2 separate regions of the Mus musculus genome follow, and region 1 is linked to region 2. Evidence: chromatin contacts called from ENCODE POLR2A ChIA-PET data. All regions are on one chromosome and are shown on one strand. Each heading gives the region's core, a stretch centred on a gene start or an enhancer-like site at or near the end of the contact. The rest is flanking DNA. Distances are from core to core; before and after follow the strand shown. Region 1 holds the start of Nbeal2 (neurobeachin-like 2). Region 2 holds the start of Setd2 (SET domain containing 2).

Region 1 (4,160 bases), core at 24-2,523, 120 kb before region 2:
TTCCAAAGCGAATTCCAGGATAGTCAGGACTACATGGAGAAATCTTGTCTCACAAAACAAAAGGAGAAGAAGGAGTTTGACTGCGGCAGATGGTCACAGATGCGTTTGCTTCTTTTCTTCTCCTCCTCCTCTTCCAGGAGATGGCAAGCCCATGAGCAACGTGGCTCCCTGTCTGGGGCTTCTGTTATAAAGCTGGCCCAAAGGAGAATGATCTTCCCTAACAGCTCCCTTCAAATGTCACCGTTTCCTAAGCTCGGTGTTATCCTGGGTTAACCTGGTTCTGTCTGGGACCTTCCCTTACAGTAGGAGACGGGGTGGCTGCCAGCCCCTGGCATAGAGGGTATCTGTGCTCAGGAAAGGTAAGCTCATACTAAGATGCATAGGGCGCTTCATACTGATCGATCCCTAGGACCAATAGGAGCCATCTGGACCTAGCAAACTTTCCCCTACCCCTAACAAAGAAGCTGGTTCCCACCCAACACCAGGGGCTCCCTCACTTCACAGTCCAGTCACAAGGAAAGGACAGACAGGGTGTTGGTGACAGTGGCCCAGAAATGACTCAGCCAGGCCTAGATCCCTTGTTCCTGCTGTCCCTGCAATTCTCATTTGGCTTGTCTGAGCCTCAGTTTCTTCATTCATTAAAGCCGGCATGAGGCACCCACCTCCTTCAGGCCAAAGGAACAAAAAATGACTGACAAGTGCCGGGCCCTGGGAGGAGGGGCTCCCAGCAATGGAGCACCTGGGCAGGATTCCTAGAGGGAGTGGGCTACTGTATGTATCCTAAACTTGGTAAGGACGCCGCTCCTCTGCAGGTAGGTTTGTCCTGCAGTCGACTGATGATTCCTTCCATCCAGCTCAACACTAGGCGAAACTAAAAGGTAGCACTTGTCTTCCATAAAGCTCTTAAAACAGAACCTTGCACGTAGTTAGTGCCACAAGTGTTCGTCATGGGCGAGGTTATTATTAGTATTGTTGAAGGACCCTAGTCATCTCCACGCGAACCACAGTCCTTTCATTGAACAGCGATAATTCCAAGCCCGATAGGTTCTGTACTCGGGTTAAAGCCTTTACGGGCCCCTCACTGGGGAGGATGGAAATAATCCTGCCAGTGGCTCTGAATGGACTCCGCCTGCGAGAGGCGGAGCTCCATGCGACCTCCCGGGCCGCCCTGACCCCAGGCTCCTCCTCCAGCCTGACTTCCCCGCCCTTTGGACAGTCCTAGGAGAGGCGGGGCGGTGGCCGCTGCCACAGACAACCAAGTGTAGGAAGCCAGGCGGTGGCCGGCCGGGAGGAGGAGGAGGGGCGTGTAGACTTTGGTGGCTAAGTGCGACAGGGTCAGGAGCCGCGGACTTCCCCCAGCAGTGTAGCGCCGCTCCGCCCCGGAGTGACGCCCTCCCGCCCATGGGCCTGGCCCGGGGCAACCGGCGGGCGGCGCGGAGGAGGCGGCGACAGGTGGCGCGCAGCAGGGCCAGAGCCCGGTCAGGCCATGGCCGCCTCGGAGCGGCTCTACGAGTTGTGGCTGCTCTACTACGCGCAGGTGAGCCCGTCTCGCCCCTGGTCCGCGGGGTCCCCAGATCCGCGCACGCAGTGTCTGCTGCACCTGCGTCCGGCTCCCCCGGGGCCGCAGATCGGCGCGCGCACGCGGGACTTCAGCTCCGCGCACACGTGCGTGCCCCTGGCTGCCGGGCTACCTCGGGCATTTGTGCCAGGGGACAGTGTTCGCCGGTGAGCGCTGTATTGCAAGTCCTCAGCGAGACCGCGCAGCCTCAGTTGCCCTGGCCAGTCAGTTCTCACCCTTTTCACAACTGGGTAAACTGAGACCTGGAAAGAGAGGGACTCAGTTTGCTGGTTGGTTGCTTCGCCTGAGAGGCGCATTCGCGATAGGTGGTCATGGTGGCTAGAATGTCATGTAGGCTGGGGGATCCGGCAGGTGCCGCTTCTGACAAGTACATCAGACGTTCGTCACTTCAGACTCCTTCAGAGTTCTTAGTGATGAGCTCTTACTGTACTTGAAGCAACTTTAGCCTACCTCCATTCTGCAATGGGCCAGGGAGGATGGTGAGGTCAGGAGGGATGGCTGAAAGGGACCCTCGTTTCAGGCTGACTCCGCTGGTATCAGAAGGGGAGCGAAGGGGCTGTGATGCCTCTGACTCAAACTCTAGAAGCCTCACTTTCCCTTTTGCACTGGAAGCAGGGAGTGATCCCGGGGTTATGCCTCCCTCCTTGCACCTGCTTGGCACTAGGTGCCTAGCTCAGGTGTGCCCTGGACACAATGGTCCATTGTGTGTCCATGAACAGCTTGTCACTGGGAGAGCAGGGATATGGGGAGAGTTCATGCTCTACCCTGGCCCTCTGAAGAGGCTGCCTGATGGTTTGTCTAAGTCTGAAGGGCCACAGCTTCTTTGGTCTTCTTGGGCCGGTGGCATGTAGTAGAGTCCCACTTAGGGTAACCAAGTCCGAGCTCATTGCACCTTTAAGCCTTTACTTCCCGGCTGTAGAATCAACGCAGTTTTACCCTCAGGCCACCTGGACTTTGTAGAGAGGGAGCCACTATGGCTGGTGTAGGTCAGAAAAGCCTGCCTCTCCTCCATTCAGCCCCTGTATCTCCATCTTCAAGGGAGATCACCATGTGAAGAGAACTTAAACCAGGTGATGAATCTGCAGAGATGTCACCGCTGGGTTTTCAGGCTGGGTGGTAGGCTGCTGGAGATGTTCTGGTCCAGCTTCCTGGGACTGTACCCTTTCATAGTGGCTGGGCTGTTTGGTTTTGAGCTGTTGGCCACTTCTGTCTGCTGTGCTCCCACCGCCTCCCAGAAGGCTTAGGTATGGAGCTCAAGCTGGCTGGTTGTAGAAGTGGAAGCCTAGACAGGCAGGGGGCAGCCTGGGACCAAGCCAACAAATAAATCCAGGATGTGAGAGCAAACTCAGGAGTCGGGTGGGGCCGGGCTGCCTGGGGAGAGGAAGCCAGGCAGCCACCCAGTGCAGCCTTCCTGCCTGCTCCAAAAACACCGTCCCACTTCTCGGTGCTGGGTTCCCAAGGAAAGATAGTGCTGCTAGGGACCCGCCGTGTGTGTCACGGGGTGTGTAAGGCAAGGGCGGATCTGACAGGTGTTGCGAGACCCTTCGCCCCAGCATGATGGCACATGCCTGTAATGCCAGCATGAGAGAGGTTGAGGCAGGAGGATTGCCAAATGTCTGAGGCCAATCTGGGCAACAGTCTTTTGAGACTTGTCTCAAAAAGAAAAAAGAGACCCTTTTTTGTCAGTCCACAGCCAACCAGCCAGCAGCGCAGGTGGCCCCTCCCTTCAGCGGCAGAAGCTACCATCTGCTGGCAAACCTGTTTCCCCAGTTGTGGGTCTGGGTGAGGACAGAGGGGGAAGCACCCTAGTTCCTGCCCTTCTTTCCCCCAAAAGACCCTAGATTTAGATCTGCCTTCCCTCCTCACATGAGTCCTGCCCTCTTGGTGGGCTCTGAGAGGAGTGAGAGGGAGGGGACAGTATCAGAGTGTCCCTGAAGATAAATCAGTTGGTGTGCCTCAGGGTCCTCTTGGGGAAACCAAGGCAAAGTCACCAGGAGAGTTCCTTTAGCCACCCAAGCCTTGGTCTTGTGGTCAGGAAGCCTCAGGTGGCCCTCTACCTGGAACACCACCTGTTGTTCCTCTTGGAGCGTTTTTAACCTTCACTGCCCTTGCTTCCCAGAACTTAGCATTTAGTAAGTGTTCCCTTCCCTGGGTGTTAGCTGAATGACTGGATGAGAAGATGACCAGGGTAGTGACCAATCAAGGAAGTTATCCCACAGCAGGCAGAGTTGGGATTTTGAGGGCTGGAGGCCAGGAACAACAGGAATGAGCACATAGCAATAGGAAATAGAAGAAGCAAGCTTTCAGCGAACATGGCATGTCTTTCTCTCTCCCTCTTCCTCTCTCTCCCTCTCCCCCTTTCTTCCTCTCTGTCTGTCCCTCTCCCCCCTCTCTCTTTCTCATTCTGACACCCCCCTCTTCACCTTTAATCCCACCACTTGAAGGCAGAAGCAGTCAGATCTCTTATGAGTTCCAGAACAACTTGGTCTACAAAGTGAGACCCTGTCTGAAAGAGGAGGAAGAGAAGCAGCATCAAGTTGTCTGAAGTAGGGAGCAGGACAGAGCTGCCATGGTGAATGGG
Region 2 (4,266 bases), core at 1,337-3,836:
TTACTTGCACACACACTGTGCCAAGAGCGAAGGGTTCAGGTATTATCTCATTCAATTTTCTCCAAAGCCCCAGAAAGTTGCTAGCATTGGGATAACTACTTGCAAAGTGAGAAAACCCAAATGTAAAGACAAAGCCATTCGCTCAAGGTTAAACTCCTGTTTAAGAGCTCACAGGGTCTGCTAATGCTTCACTCTTCTTTCCTGGCCAGGCCTCATTTTCTTTCCATGTAAAACAGGTAATACTGTTGTTCAAGATGCCTGCCAACACCGTCAGGCCAGTATTAAGAAAACATTCTATGACCTATACAAGTTAATAAACAGTATCAGAGCTTACTTGACACTCTAAAGCCAAGAGAGCAGTAAAGTACGAGACCAGGAGAGACACTGAGCATCCCCTCCTGTGCACAGTAAAGGCAGACTTCTCCACGTTGTCACATATTATGAAAAATGTTTTCCTCCAATAAAAAAAGGATGTAATCCTTAGAGCTTTGAAGCTTCACTGTGCAACCTGGAAAGTCACTGCATGGCTCTTTGCCCTTCCTGGGGGGCTAGCACATGACTTTGTACATGATAAGCACGCAACCTACATTAATTGAATGATACAAATTCCTTTTGAGGTTTTTCAAGTCTCAAAGCAAAAACCTTTAAGTGTTATTCCAAAGCCAAAAACCCAGGAGAAGACAAAGCCATGCTGGTTTCCTACTACAAGTAAGAGATGAGCTTTGCTGTAAGAGCACATCAAGCCTTCGCAGAGGTGGTCTGGGTACCAAGATTATCTGTCAAGTAAAGACAAACTAAGATGGGCCACTAAAGGGCTTCTGTAAACTTAGAAAACAAGTATAAAACTACTCAGGCTGTTCTTGGGTCAAAAACAGGATTGTCAAAATTTTCCCAATGAAATTTTATTTTAAGGCAACATGAGGATTTTGCTTTGTGTGTGGAGATAACACTCCAACAAAATAACTTTTGTGTTACAACACTAAAGAACTATTAAGTAAGATCCAAATGTTTCTGAGCCAAGGTGAAAAACTTTGGCAAAGGTTCCCCCAAAAATGTGTAATGTGGTAATTTAGTGAAAAGTTTTGTTTTTCACTAGACATCCCTTCAAACCTTAACTTGGGAATGAATTTTGTTGCTATGTGCAGACATCAATACAAGCAAATTGAGGTAAAACAATGGTTTTTCTTAGTTGTCAGCACCTGCAATCCCAGCACTGAAGAAGCTGAAGAGGAAGGATCCCAGGTTCGAGGCCAGCCACAGTAAATTCAAGAGCAGCCTAGGCAACAAGGTGAAACCATTTATCTAAAAACAACAAAATGATCTTGTGAGGGCTTAGGGAAGCTTCGCACGGACTCCTGACTCTGAAGTGGAAGCTTGCTTTTTTACTTATGTTGTTGTTTTGAGGAAGCCTGCCTGCAATCCTAATTCAGTTGGTATCTCAGGTGTACACCACCATCTGACACCCAACAGAAATATAAAAATGCCCTAGGTGTACTGAAAAGAAACTATACGACAAAACTGTATTTCGCTTTACAAGTACACTATCTTCTTTAGAGAAGACTATACAAAGGGTCTCTTAACTAAATCTTCACACGCAGTAAAGCCATCCTTGTAGATAAGATTCTAGATTCTATTACCTAAGAAATAGGACGCCAAAGTGTTCAAGCATCATAATCAAGAAATGTTTGCCAGGTTTTCACTTTCAGGTTAAAAAACAAAACTGCTGTCACCTCAACAACGGGACCAGACAAACCTTGCCACCATTACAAAACCCAAGCGCCAAAGGTGCAGAATATGAAGCTCATCGCTCTACTGGGCCAGAATTGAGTGTCCAAGGAGGAGGGAAAACAAAAAACAAAAATAATATCAAAACCGGGAATGCAACGCGGGTCTCCTCCGCGGATCGAAGCGGGGAGACGCGCGGTAGGCCCTTCCGGTCCGAGTTGCCGTCACCGATAGGCCGGGCGATGGGCCGAGCTTCCACCCGAGCCCGAGGATTCTCGGCCTACACGAGCCGGCGCCCTGACGCCGGCGTCGGCCTTTGCGGCGCCTCGGACTATGCACCGTGGTTTGCAACAGAAGCCCGGGACGCCACCGAGTGTCCTGGAGGAGCTGCGCGGAACGCCGAACCTAAGCAGGCCGACCGAGGACGCGGCAACGGCAGAGGAGGCCGTGGCCGCCCCTCCCCCACCGGGCCGCCCGCCCCAACCGCCGCGGCGACGCGAGCAGCCTTCTCCGCGCCAGGCCCAACCGCCGGGCCAGCCGAGGCCAAGCGAGGCGGCCTCCAGGAGCTCCGCCCGGCCTGCCCTCCACCACGACCGCGAGAAGCCGCCCGGGGCCCGTTACTCCGCGCGCCGCCACCGGTCAGGACGCGCCGCCCTCGGGCTGGAGCGACCAACGACAGCGGGAGACCGCGGAGCAGAGACTTACTCAGGGGTCGGGTGCTCGGGATCGTAGAAATCCCCCATCTTCGGTGGCGGCTGCTGCGACGGCAGCGGCTTCATGAGGAGCGGCTGGAGGCGGCGACGCTAGCCCCCTCCCCGCGGCAGGCCGATGCGGGGGAGGGGACCGGAGGGGAGGCGGCCGCTGGTCCGATCGCGGCGGCGGCAGGGGCGGCCGGCGTCGCTGGCTGGCTGGCTGGCCCGCCCGCCCGCTCTCTCGCTCTCTCGCTCGCTCCCTCCCTCCCTCCCTCCCTCCAGCAACCGCCCGCCCGCCGCTCTCACCCTCACACACTCACTCCCGAAGCGACGCGCACCCCGCCCGCCCTGCAGCCTTGCAGGCCCAGCCCCTTAAAGAGACACGCACAGGGCAGCCCACCGGCCGCCAGTCGGCGCGCCAGCACCACCGACCCTGGCAGGGGCGGGGTACAACCCGCCGGCCAGGCCAGGCCTAGCCTGCGGCCTCCCGGAACAATAAGTCCCGGGGCCGAGTGTTGGAGGCGGGTCCCGGAGCTGGAGGGGAGCCACCGCTGCCCCTCCCTGGACAGCGTCCGTCCCGGGAACAGCCCAAGGCCGTCAGGACACCCGCCTTCATCCTTCGAAGCCCTGGGAGAGCCTGGCCTCCGGGCACTGAGGTAGCGCAGCTGCCGCCCTCGCCCGCTTGCTCCTTTATTCGGTCTCTCTCGCCCCTTCAACTGGCTCTCGGCCGCGCACCGAAAACCAAGCTAAGCAGGGGCTGCTTCTCAGCCTGGGCTTCTCGGACACGCCCTCCGCCCGCCAGCCTCCCGCAGCCCCCACCACCGTGTTCCCACCGAAACCACCTCACCGCGGTATTCTGCCCTCGCCCTAAAAGTCAGAGAGGCTATGTTTGTTAGACCTGGGGGGGGGGGGTGGTCCTGAGGAAAAGGTTATTAATTAGTCTTACTAAAAAAAAAAAAAAAAGTTAGATTAAACTAGAAACTTTTTATTTCTGGATTAGCAGGATTTCGTGAAACTATTAGCTAATTTACACCTCGCTGAATTTATAGCAGTTGCTTATCATGAAAGTGGCAGATTAGATAGTTGAGATCTTTTGTGGAATTTTCTTTGATTAGCCACTAATTTTTTAATTGGAATCACCAATAAATTGAAATGTGATCTAACAGAATCCTTCACTAGCTAACTTGGCCGTATTGTTTAGACAAACATCTTCTGTAGTTAAGACTTACCCTGAACACTTGAATGCTTCATCCTGCCTACAACCTCTTGGGTGCTGGGATTCTAGGTTTTTTGTTTTGTTTTTCAAGACAGGGTTTTTCCTGTGGCCTAGAACTCAAATCCATCTGCCTCTGCCTCCCATGTGCTGGGGTTAAAGGCGTGTGCCACCACTGCCCAGCCTAAAATGTATTTTTAAAATTGTTTTTATAGGAATGGTATGTGTTGAGCCACACACATGCGCACGTGGAGATCAGAGGATAACAGTGAGTCCATTTTTGTCTCCCATGTGGGTCCTGTAACTTACATCATAAGGCTAGGCAGAAAGTGCCTTTACTCACTGAGCCATCTACCATGCATTTACATTTTTTTTCACTTGTATGTAGGCTAGCAGAATTTTTTTATCATTTTGTTTAGAGGTTAATCTGGATTTTTTTTTTCCTGGTAACTTTTACTCATATCATGGAAGTTCAAGGTCCACCAAAAACAAAACAAAACCCGCTCTAGGTTTCAGTCTCCCACGACCATTTTGTTTTGCATTCATTGGTGAGCTTTCCTTTGTGGCTGAAACTTGCTATGTGCTATACTGACCTCAAACTCAAAATCCTTACCCCAGCTTCCCTGATGCCTGGAT

Evidence for each region. ChIA-PET counts read pairs that join two places held with the same protein, here RNA polymerase II (POLR2A).
Region 1: POLR2A ChIA-PET joins it to region 2 with 14 read pairs in Patski. The contact joins the promoter of Nbeal2 here to the promoter of Setd2 in region 2. POLR2A ChIA-PET finds 5 or more read pairs at or near these places in 2 of 5 experiments (Patski and embryonic stem cell).

What each region holds. Positions count from the first base shown.
Region 1 is chr9:110,651,274-110,655,433 of GRCm38, reverse strand. It overlaps Nbeal2 (neurobeachin-like 2), which reads left to right and starts at 1,273. Exons shown (of 54, transcript NM_183276.2): 1 at 1,273-1,537. The coding sequence starts at 1,487. It also overlaps a transcript of Ccdc12 not described here.
Region 2 is chr9:110,530,917-110,535,182 of GRCm38, reverse strand. Setd2 (SET domain containing 2) reads right to left here and starts at 2,586. Exons shown (of 21, transcript NM_001081340.2): 1 at 2,431-2,586. The coding sequence starts at 2,504.